2 separate regions of the Homo sapiens genome follow, and region 2 is linked to region 1. Evidence: chromatin contacts called from ENCODE Hi-C or POLR2A ChIA-PET data. All regions are on one chromosome and are shown on one strand. The core of a region is the stretch at or near the end of the contact, and the rest is flanking DNA. Distances in the headings are between cores, read along the strand shown.

Evidence for each region. A loop is a pair of places that touch in the nucleus more often than their neighbours do. ChIA-PET counts read pairs that join two places held with the same protein, here RNA polymerase II (POLR2A). Pooled maps may share reads with other maps.
Region 2: a map of Right ventricle myocardium superior shows a loop between it and region 1 (2.4-fold over the local background). The contact joins two enhancer-like sites. A Hi-C loop is called at or near these places in 3 of 168 maps with a recorded cell type or tissue (Right ventricle myocardium superior, cardiac septum and heart left ventricle) and 1 of 50 pooled maps. POLR2A ChIA-PET finds 5 or more read pairs at or near these places in 3 of 52 experiments (A549, AG04450 and Panc1).

The regions. Positions count from the first base shown.
Region 1 is chr15:48,437,698-48,444,171 of GRCh38, reverse strand. FBN1 (fibrillin 1) reads left to right here. Exons shown (of 66, transcript NM_000138.5): 50 at 2,326-2,451; 51 at 6,255-6,404. Among named protein-coding and RNA genes, the nearest start is that of DUT-AS1, 110 kb to the right of the region's middle. Within about 2 kb of position 3,896, at least 2 of the 41 ENCODE cell types and tissues checked have a DNase peak (open chromatin) inside an H3K27ac peak, as active enhancers do.
Region 2 is chr15:48,490,202-48,494,924 of GRCh38, reverse strand. It overlaps FBN1 (fibrillin 1), which reads left to right. Exons shown (of 66, transcript NM_000138.5): 23 at 671-721; 24 at 2,339-2,464. Among named protein-coding and RNA genes, the nearest start is that of FBN1, 150 kb to the left of the region's middle. Within about 2 kb of position 1,349, at least 3 of the 41 ENCODE cell types and tissues checked have a DNase peak (open chromatin) inside an H3K27ac peak, as active enhancers do.

The sequences.
Region 1 (6,474 bases), core at 2,647-5,146:
CACATTCAAGGTTGGATGAATGTGGTTATATCGTTTGTCTATTTTGTTTTTACCTATAGAGCAGTGGAAATGTCTTATTTCAAATAAATTCTCAGCAAATTTTACAGTATTACATTCCTTTTTGTTTGTTTGTTTTTAATGGAGACAGGGTCTTACTCTGTCACCAGGTTGAAGTACAGTGGCACGAGTATAGCTCACTGTAAGCTTGAACTCCTGGGCTCAAGTGATCATCCTGTCTCAGCCTCTGGAGTAGCTGGGACTACAGGCATGTGCCACCATGCCTGGCTGATTTTTTAATTCTTTGTAGAGATGGGGCCTCCCTATGTTGCCAGGCTGGCCTCAAACTCCTGGCCTCAAATGATCCTCCTTCCTCAGCCTCCCAAGGGCCTTCCTTTAACCTCAACAAATATGTCATATCATTAAGTGAAGGACATTAATTGCTAGAATTTCATAAATAAGTAGGGTTGAAAGGATTTTCAAGAAGTCACCTAGTTCACACCCCTGACTTTAAACAGGTCTGCATCTAATCCACAATGAGAATTTTCTCTACTTTTAATATCGTCAATTAGAAATTTTATTATATATCCAATTTAAGTAACAATCAAGTGGTGATATTTAAAATGGAAACACCTTATTGAAATTGTCTAGATGCAAATTTTTTAAGCATGTTATTTTACTTTTATTAAAAATTGGCTTTATTATCAATACATAAGTTCGCTAAATTGAACAGAATATATATAGAAAGAAAAATAACTGCACAGTCAATGAATGTGCCCATTCTACAATATTTGGCCCTATCCTAATAAGTTGGCATGTACAGGCTAATTTCTACCATAATATAAATAGTCATAGTAATAATTAAAAACAACTGAAAACATTTGAGCATTTTCACAAAAGTTAACTTTTATATTAAGAAAAGGTTGGATATAGGGGTGGAAGGAGTGTCAGAATGGAGTAATTCAATCGGCAATAGAAGATCAGATTCATTAATAAACCACAGGGAACATAACACAGGTATAAATGCAACCCAATAACATGGCATGATGGAGAAGCTGATTTTGCGTTGCACAGAAAGAGAATCACTTGGCATTGCACATTTCTAGAATATTTATTGTGTGGTATTTACAATATTAAGTCAAGATAATAAGGTTAATTTCTCAACTTTTCCTTAGTTGGGCCTCTTGAGAATAAAGTTGTATAATGCAAGTACATTTTGGTGTGAGTAGAAACCTTTGCACAAATATAAAAATAAAGAGCCCAGGATACAAGGATATTTTGTGTTTTGTTGAAAAAATAAAAAAGTATTCTCATAAAAGTAGCATGGCTCAGAATTAAGACTTACCACTTTGTTCACTAAAAATTCCTGCTGAAAGTCAGGAGGAAAGATAAGTGAGTTTGTTGGAATAGAGTGGGCATATTTTTCCATAGGTAATCGTATGTTTTATTGACCAACCCAAGCCAATTTTGAAAGTAGAAAAGGGCACTATTAACAATAAAGTCAGGCCAACTGGCATGAGCTGGGGCTCCCCCAGGCAAACTAGGACATATGGTTACTCAAGCCATTCAAACTTCTTATTGGCTACTCTTAACTACCACTGTACAGGAGCTAAGATGTATAATATACTAAAGAAAACATGCCACAATTCTAAGTGTACAGTTTCCTATTGTCTATATGATGAAAGAAAAAGCCTGTACAAGAAAGGTATTTTTGTGTCTTCAGAAAGATTAACCCACAAATCAGGAGCGTCATCTTCTATGATATCGTTAGTTTGCACTTCATAGGATTATACTTATTTTCATGAGTCTTAGTGTTCTTGTAAAATTCACAGTTTTAGGGCTATAGCATAGGGTATTGGGAAAAGTTCTGTGGGTGGTTGGAGGGGAGTAAATTTGGATCAAAGGCCTAGATCTCACATTGAGTGAGTCACTAGCAATGTGCTTAAAGTCTCAGCATTTCTGCTTCCTGAACAATGGTGCAGTGTGACTCTAGAATTTCATGCTTCTTTCCTGGCCTAGGGTACTATGAAATTACTCTGACTTTTCTAGTTAGCCAAGCAACTCAGTCTGGGTAAGAGACGTTTGTCACTGCACCCCTTAGAAGGCAGTTGCACATTCCATTTTTATATCAATAACTGTCAAAACTAATTCTTTTGAAGTCATGACAACCTAGAAGTCCAGTCCACAGTGTTATGGTACAGAAAAATACCTTTATTATTGTAAGAGTTTGGAAACTCAGTTGCCCTTTGTGTGTCCACATTGTGTGTTTGGTACCTGATGATGTCTCCATCGTGTTTTGACTTTGTTTGACTCATGTGATTCTTTTAGATATTGATGAGTGTGTCGAAGAGCCAGAAATTTGTGCCCTGGGCACATGCAGTAACACTGAAGGCAGCTTCAAATGTCTGTGTCCAGAAGGGTTTTCCTTGTCCTCCAGTGGAAGAAGGTGCCAAGGTAAGTGTCTTTGAAGGCTTTGGGCTTTCAATGCTGCATGTTTATTTGTGGTGGTCTTATTTTTCAAACATGGCAAAGCTCTGTTTCTTTGTGAACAGGAAGATGGAGAGTTTTCATTCACCCAGAGGTCTAATGATAACCATATGTCAGAAGGTTCATTTTCACTTTTAAGGTTAAAAACTCATCCATCAAGTTATGGTTGCTTATACAATTGTACTGACACATAAACCTCTCTCCCACTAAGAACACAAATGCTGATAGGCCCATCAGTGGGGAAACACCTTGAGCCACCGAAACAGCAAAGCCTGGGGGAAGTTGAGCTACATATCCCCTACCTCTGAAGAGATAAGCTGAAAAATGTGGGTCCAAAGTTAGACTTGAGACTGAAAAACTGCACATTAACCCATTTGCCCCCACAATATGGTAACCATCCCTTATATCACAAATTCTCCAAGAAAACAAAAATAAATTTAAACTGATCAGGATTCTTGCTGGGCCATTGTTCATTTTTAGGAATAATACTTGTCAACTATTTGAGTAAAGATTTTCAAGGGTTTGCCAATGACTTTCAAATTTTAAACAAAAATCAAAAGGATCCTGAACTTTGGCATAACACAGTATGTACTTAAGTCCCAGAAAACTGTTTAGACTTTTCTAAACAATACAGTTGTGTATGGATATCTACATACACAAACTAGTTTCATGAATTCCGGGGAAGGGAGATGAAACAAACACATGTATTTCTTTTTTTTCCACTTGTAGCTTTTGTTGTTTGGTTGTTACTGTTGTTTTGATGTTGAGTTGGGTTTTTTTTTTTTTTCATGGTTTTTTGGTTTTGCTTCCGTATTACCAAATATGGAAGAGGCACTGGATATCATTTAAGGTTCAAAAAATTGAGTTTGGGGTCCCAGCCCTGCCATATTTAGTCTAGAGCAAGTCATTTAATCTTTTGGAAGCTCAATTTCCTCATTTTAAACAACAATAATATCTGCCCAACCAGCCTTACTGTGACAAAGCTTTGTTAGTTTCTGAGTCCTTTGTAGACTCTTGTTGTTATTCTAATGATCTGATTAACTTTTTACTTTTCAACTAGTTATTTGGGAAGTAAGAAGGAGAGGGTTGAGAGTTCTCCGGTTGATTTCAGCTTGTTGGTAGTTGTCAGTGGTCTGTGTGGATTTCAGGGTGGTGCTTAATTCGAACAGATATTCTGCATGGTACAGACCAGTCAGATAAATTCTAACTCCTACTCCCTTGTTTTTGTGTGCCTTTGGCTTGGCCTGAATTTGGAAAGAAAGCAGTGAGAAACCAGGTGTGAATCTGCCGATGTGGCAGGCCAGAGGAAACTCCTAGGCTATTAATTCAATTTGCACTGGCCCATCACAGAGCAAGCTAACGCTGCAGGAAGAATCAGCCCAGCTGTGAGCAGCCCTGCCACATGCTCAGCTCCAGGAGGCAGAGCCAGAACTGAGGAATGCAAGCAGGGAAAGTGACTTTTGTAGTTCTGATGAAATTTCGAGGTCATTAAGGGCTCTTTGCAGATGGACTGGTAAACAGGCATCCCAGTGAGTCCTGAAGTATGTGGGCAAGCACAGCTCTCTTCCCCAATGCAAGACACCCTTGATTAATAAGCCAATTCTAGAGAATCACCACAAGCTAAAGTAAGTCTCCTACAGAGCACAGATTTTGCTGGAGCCAGGAAATTGAGAGCTGGGTTTTTCTTGTAAGATGACAAATTAGGAGTCAGACTTCTATTGCTCATGAAATGAGAAAATTCCACAGAACCGTGGATAATGTTTTTTAAAAAGCGAATGCCATGGGACTCAGGTGGACAGAGCCTGGCACAAAAGACCACAGGTGTAAATGAGCCACTCCCACTTGCAAAGTTCAACGAAGAGAATTTGCCACTTAGACTGACTCAAGACTTCGTGCATTTGAGTCTCTGTCTAATGCCAAGATTTTTTTTTTTCGGGGTGGAGTGGTGTGGGGGAGATAGAGCTGGGGTCTGGGACGAAGTCAGCTATTAAAGGAAAAGAGAATGAGAATTTTAATACACCAATATTACAACATACATATTTAAAGAAACACTACAAACTGGAAGACAAAGCAGAGTTAAGTTTTCATATATTTGTTGAGACATTTTTGTGAGTAGTCACTGAATTATATCTAAAGGTAGTTGGAGGCATAAATAACAAAAACAAGACTGATAAATACAAAACATTATATGTGACAAAGAACTTGAAGAATAAAAGAGATCAAAAGTGTTCTCCAAGAAACAAGAATTTGTTCAGTCTTGAAGTTTCTCAGCAAAGCAAACATTTGGGTGGCAGAGATGCCGCAGGATTGACTTTTATTGCTCTTGACCTTCAGAAGGATAATTCATTGAAAGGTGCTTGCCAGGTCCTTGCCACAACAGATGGGGAAGTGGAATAGAAATTAGAGAGATGATTTATCTGGATGAGTTGGTAGCCATGAAAGGTTGAGCAGGTTTACTGGGGAGGCTACCTGAATTTGATTTACATAACTTGGTAAATATAATAGATAGATAGATAGAAACTTTAATTCATGAAAACCTTTCCTTTGTTATCTCTGGCAACTCTGTTATTCCTACATTGTCTTCTTTGTCATGAAATAAAAGCTGGTGAGACTGTCTTAACAGAAGTGCTTAGGTGGTTATGATAGTATGGTTCCTGGGATTGAAAAACAGTGATGGAAGTGAATGAAAAAGGCAGAGGTGGTCAGATATAAAGAAAGAAGAATAGTACAATATGGGTATGAAAGCATTTCTTTTAAACCTGCAGATTGTGGCCTCTGTGTAATGAGAGGAGTTTTGGAAGGCTTTAAGAAGTCAAGTTCGAGGGAAAACACAGTCCATACCTCTGGTTGAGCTCACTTTTTGGAGTCAATGTGTTGTATGAGAAATGGAAAAGCCCGTTTCCAAAATTATGTCAAGCAATGTTGGAGAATTTTATAGGAAGTAGATCCCATCTTCTTTGTTGGAGTCATCAAAGCAATAATCAATATTGAAATATATTCTTTCAAAGAAAGACTATTCTGTTCCCACCCACCCACAGCCCTGCCCTCCTCTTCCTTCCCTCTCTGTGTTGAGCTAAACAAGCTTCTTTTAAAAATTTAACATTGACACAGCTCTGCATATGTGTGTGTGTGTAAAATCTACAAAAAGCCCCACTTGCATTTTGTAGCCAGCATCTCCGGGAGTATCTGCTTCAGTGACCAACCCTTGTGTTGTATTTTTGCCCATCTACAAAGTTGCCACTTCTGTATTTGTTCTGTGCCTGTGATCTGGGATTTTATTTTAGTTCCAGAGTTTAGGGGACACAGAATAAACCACAAAGTGTGATATCACAGTAAATATTAGAACTAAGAGGATTCTCTTACTCTAGTGTGCTCATTAAACATGATATTGCAAGCAGAGCTATCAATGAAGGAATCTTGTGAATGATTCCTTCTGTGGACTTTCCAATCCTGAAGTCACTGACAGATGTCAGTTTTGAAAACTGTCAGTTTTGGATTTTATTGGATTCACATCGGGTTACTTTGAAATAGTGACTAAAATGAGAAGTAATAAATTTAAGTTCATAGAGTTGTTCATCAGATCTCACTATACAAAAGATACCCATGACTTTAACAATCTCAGCTCAGTTACCATTAGAATCACGTAAGGAGTATTGCTGTGGTCCTGAGAGGAGAACATATATAACATAGTGGGTTGTTCTTTATTTGCTATGGTGCAATACGGACTCAGTAGGAAAGCAACTGAAGGGTGTCATAAATTTATGCTGCAGATTTGCGAATGAGCTACTGTTATGCGAAGTTTGAAGGAGGAAAGTGTTCATCACCCAAATCCAGAAATCACTCCAAGCAGGAATGCTGCTGTGCCTTGAAGGGAGAAGGCTGGGGAGACCCCTGCGAGCTCTGCCCCACGGAACCTGATGGTATGTCTGTCATCTGCATTTCTCTCTGGGCCATGCAGGGTGCAGACTGGCCATGATGTAAGTAAGACTG
Region 2 (4,723 bases), core at 100-2,599, 53 kb before region 1:
CACATTGTAATGTGGTTAGTTTGTGTTGCTTCCCTGGAGCACCAGTGCCTGCCAGCTCTCTTGGGAACCTTGTGGTTAGGGGTTCTGAGCTTTTTATAGGTACAGATTATCTTTCAAAAAGCTAATTGATGTAAAGAAACCGGTATTCATGACTAAACTTCATAAGGGTTTCTGGTGAACTTCTAAATCTGTTGGGAACTTGAGGTTTGAGAACCTTGCTCATGGTTTTGCTGATTTAATGTTTAAATATATAAATGTGTAAATTTATGTGAATGCTGGAGGCCATGAGATCTCCAAATTATAGACTTGAGTTTTCTATATTCAGGTTAAAGTAATTCTATAGTGTGATTCCTATTTTCAGGTGAACAGCAAGAGAGAAAGCTACCTTCAGTTTCCCTCTTAGCTATCACTTTAACATGATCTATAGGGCACGTCTGTGTCTTTTGGAGTATCTTAGTGGAATTGAGCTTTATTTGAGGAGACATTTCATTACTGTTCTTCCTCACCTATGCAATCGCAGAAACATTTTGTTATCTCATACTTATAGCAACACAATCTACTTCATGTTCCAGGTCATCTTTCATGTTTCTTACACTATGTCAGAACTGCAAAGTCTGGATATTGTTATCTCAAATTTGTTTTCTGTTTTGTTTTTCGCTTTTTATTACAGATCCCATATGTGGTAAAGGGTACTCAAGAATTAAAGGAACACAATGTGAAGGTATTTCTGATTACTTATAAACCATACATTTTTGTGTGCATAATGAATGTTTGTGTTAACTCGGACTGGATAAAGCTGTCATATAACTTCACAGGGAGAAATATGCAGCAGAGAAAAAAAATAATGAGAACTACAAAACGGAACAGCTGTTAATTTCACAAGCATATATATACTGTTGCTAGTGTCAGAACGCTATGTCCAAAGGACAGGGTGGGTGGCTGAAAATGTTTTAGGTTGATCGCAGTTTAGAGAGACTGCACTTTCAAAATGCTATCAGGAAGAGAAAAACAGGAAGTTTTTGATGAGTCTGTAAAATTTGCCTTTCTTTGGTTTGTCCTGGCATTTTTTATTTGTTTGTTTCACAGTCATGGGTGATTTAGAAGGACACATTCTGTTTTCTCTTTGTTGAAAGTCTGCATGGAGTTTCTTCAGTTTGCTGTGATTCTTTCTCCTGGAGTTTCAGATAGACATAGGTCATGGTGACTAACACAACCTGACATGACACAGCAGCTGAAAAATTTTAAAAACAGCAATTAGTCCCATATGTGGGATGAAATGAAGTTTTTTCCCTGTTAAAACAAAGAGGCACACTACAACCCCCACCCAAGGTCTTGCTTTCCAAATGATGACTGAATCCTTTGGCCTTTCTCTGGTCCAGACCCGCTGTTAATAACTTATCTGACCTCAGCAGCATATTTTGTTGTACAAGTGGCCAAAACAAAACAAAAAACCCAAAAAGGTAGATTCCACCCTCTCCCCATTGATCTCTCTTACAAGGAAAGATTCAGAATATTTTTTCAACATTCCTGTTGTGGAAAGTTATTTCTTCTAAATAGAGACACAGTGTGTATGAGTTTCTTAGCTAATGTTCCCCCCTCTTTTTTTTTTGGCATTGGCAAGTAAGTGCCTTTCTTTTGATTAACTTGGTGGTGAATACTTTTCCAAATTAAGTGCAGAGAACATATTGCTCTCCATTAGGCAAACTGGGAAGGACTGGTACATTTGAGAGAGATTGGATGAATGATGAATGAATGAACATGAGTATCTTTTAATTCCCCTCAACCCAAGCTGAGACCAAAGCATGGACAGAACAGCCTGAGACCATGGCTGAGTTAGAATTGATTGTACATTTTCTGGTGATTTATCAGAACTTCTTAAAAGAGACCCTTCACTGGCCCACATATTCCTTGGTGGGATATTTTTCTATGCTGAACTTCAAGCTGTTTCTTCTTTGCTAGTTTGAAAAACCAGGTTTTTGCTTCTCTACTCATTTCCAGACATCTGGTCTCATAAAGCAAATTATATTGCTGGGAACCTTACCTGAAATGTCCGCAGCTACCAGAGCTGTCTCCAAGAACTCACACCAGCTGCCTGTCTCTACAACTCAAAAGTTATTCCCTGAAACCAATGGAGAAACTCTTACATATTTAGTAATAGGTGGGCTCGTTCTGGTTGCTATTCAGGCACCCTAGAAATTCTACACAAACTACTTGTAGGCAAACTAGTTTTATGAACTTACCAGGTTCAAAATGGGGAATAATTATGACTCTATGAGTAGAATAAGGTAGAATGATATTATAAAGATATATTAACTTTATACTTTTTTTTTCTTTTTAGATATAGATGAATGTGAAGTGTTCCCAGGAGTGTGTAAAAATGGCCTGTGTGTTAACACTAGGGGGTCATTCAAGTGTCAGTGTCCCAGTGGAATGACTTTGGATGCCACAGGAAGGATCTGTCTTGGTAAATACTGAGCTCATTATTTTTCTAATAATAATTTATTAACGATTATTAAAAATGAAGTTAACAAGATATAGCTGAGCACTTAGCTTCAGGTACAGACACACACTCCAAAATTCAGCATGTCCGATAGGGTCCATGGCCACTCCTTTGACAGTCTTTCAAATAGTAAGCAGCAACTGTAGTTTCTGTTGATATGCAACTATTCCTTAAATCACTAGCATCACAGTTATTTTTCCAGAGCTCTTAAATCGGCCCCATATGCCGTGAACTATAAAATACAAGCTGAGTGGTGGAGAAAAGAACAATATTTGCACATATTTGGAAACTGTAGCCCATGTCTTCTAAGCATACCCTGACATTGGCCAGAAGGACAGGTCCTTGCAAAAACACCTGTGGAGATCAGGAGTGAAGATGCCACTCCCCTGAAAAGTGAACCTGAGAAAGCTCAGCCCAGGGTAGGTATCACTGCTAGTCATAGTGGGATATTCTGTGCCAACTGCTAGAGCCCAAATGGGATCCTCTAGCCAAATTGTCTCACCCCAACCCTAAGTCCTTAGAACTCTAAGTCCTAAGTCCCTATGGGCTCGTGATAGTGGCAAGTTTGAGATCGCACATCTCATGCATCTAAGGTCTGGCAGACTTATTCTGGTGTTACTACTATGGCTTCTGCCTGCCTAGAGTATATCCCTTGGATCACTGGTTTCTGAGTTCATGACTCTGGAAATGATGCTTACCTGTACTTTGCATCTGAAACCACATTACTTTGAAGTGTAGGCTCAGTGAAGACTATTGTAGGTAGTTAAAAAAGTGGGCCGGGTGCGATGGCTCACGCCTGTAATCCCAGCACTTCGGGAGGCCGAGGCAGGTGGATCACGAGGTCAGGAGATCGAGACCATCTTTGCTAACATGGTGAAACCCCGTTTCTACTAAAAATACAAAAAAAGTAGCCAGGCACGGTGGCGGGCACCTGTAATCCCAGCTACTCGGGAGGCTGAGGCAGGAGAATGGCATGAACCCGGGAGTTGGAGCTTGCAGTGAGCCGAGATAGTGCCACTGCAGTCCGGCCTAGGCAAAAGAGTGAGACTCCGTCTCTAAAAAAAAAAAAAGAAAAGAAAAAGAAAAAGAAAGTGGTATACAGTGAAGGATTTTGATCACTTACGAATTAGAATTAACAAACCTTTAAATATTGAACTTTATAGTTTATAGTGTAAATAAATAATATGGAATGGAACCGGGAATTCAAAGCCAAAAGTATTTTTGTAATTAAGGATGTCAGTTAATGCTATTCTGAGTCTTAGTTTATTTGTTTAGGAAGAATCAGTATTTAATGAGAATCTTCTTCTAGGTTCTTCAGTTGAAAGATGCTTCAGTGTTTAATTTAGGATTCACTTAAAAATAATTTATCTTAATATGGGCAGTCTGAATATAAAGCTGAATATAAAGACTTCAAAAACTTTCTAACGTTAGAGGAAACCCAGGGAGTTAGATATATTGTTAATGACCCCATTGTGAAGGAGAAAGAGAAGGAAGATACATCTTACATTTCAATTACACTTCATTATTTTCAGATGCATAATCTCAGTTGAGCTTCACAGAACCTTCTGAGAGATGAGTGCAACATCCTGTAACAGATGTGGAAATTCAGGTTTAGGATAATTTATTGAAGACAATCCACTGAGTTACAGAAGAGGACCAAAATCCAGCTCTTCTGACCTCTGCTCTGCTAGGCTTTCTGCTCTTCTTTATAATCCCATGAATTTGGGTTTGGGGCTAGAGGTATCCCACAAGTACCTTGAAGAATGTGCCCTTAAGCACGTGTTTAGGTGAAAGAAATATTTGAGAAGTAAAGTGAATGGCTTTTCTTTGCATTTTTCTCTTTAATCTCAAGTAAAGCAGTCCTCTTTCCAGAGTTCATCATTCCACCTTTCCAAAAATGAAGTGGGTCGGAGGAAAAGGTGATTGCACTAGGGCAGACACGCTCCAACAATAAAGAGTACAGTTGGCTTTTAGCTGTGGAGGACATGCCAAGACATCATGGCATGCACGCATCGGTGATAGGTATTTCTGTACAGGAGAAAAACATCTCCCGAAAGAACACTGTGGGATCTCTCAGAATACCATTCCTTATGTAGAATTATCAGATGTTGAAAGGGAACTTTTCAGAAGTAGGAGGTGCAAACATGGGCTGACAAAGAGAGTCTTTATTAGGCAAGGATACTTACCCCAGAGCCTGGGGTTTTTTTTGAGGAATAAAACTAA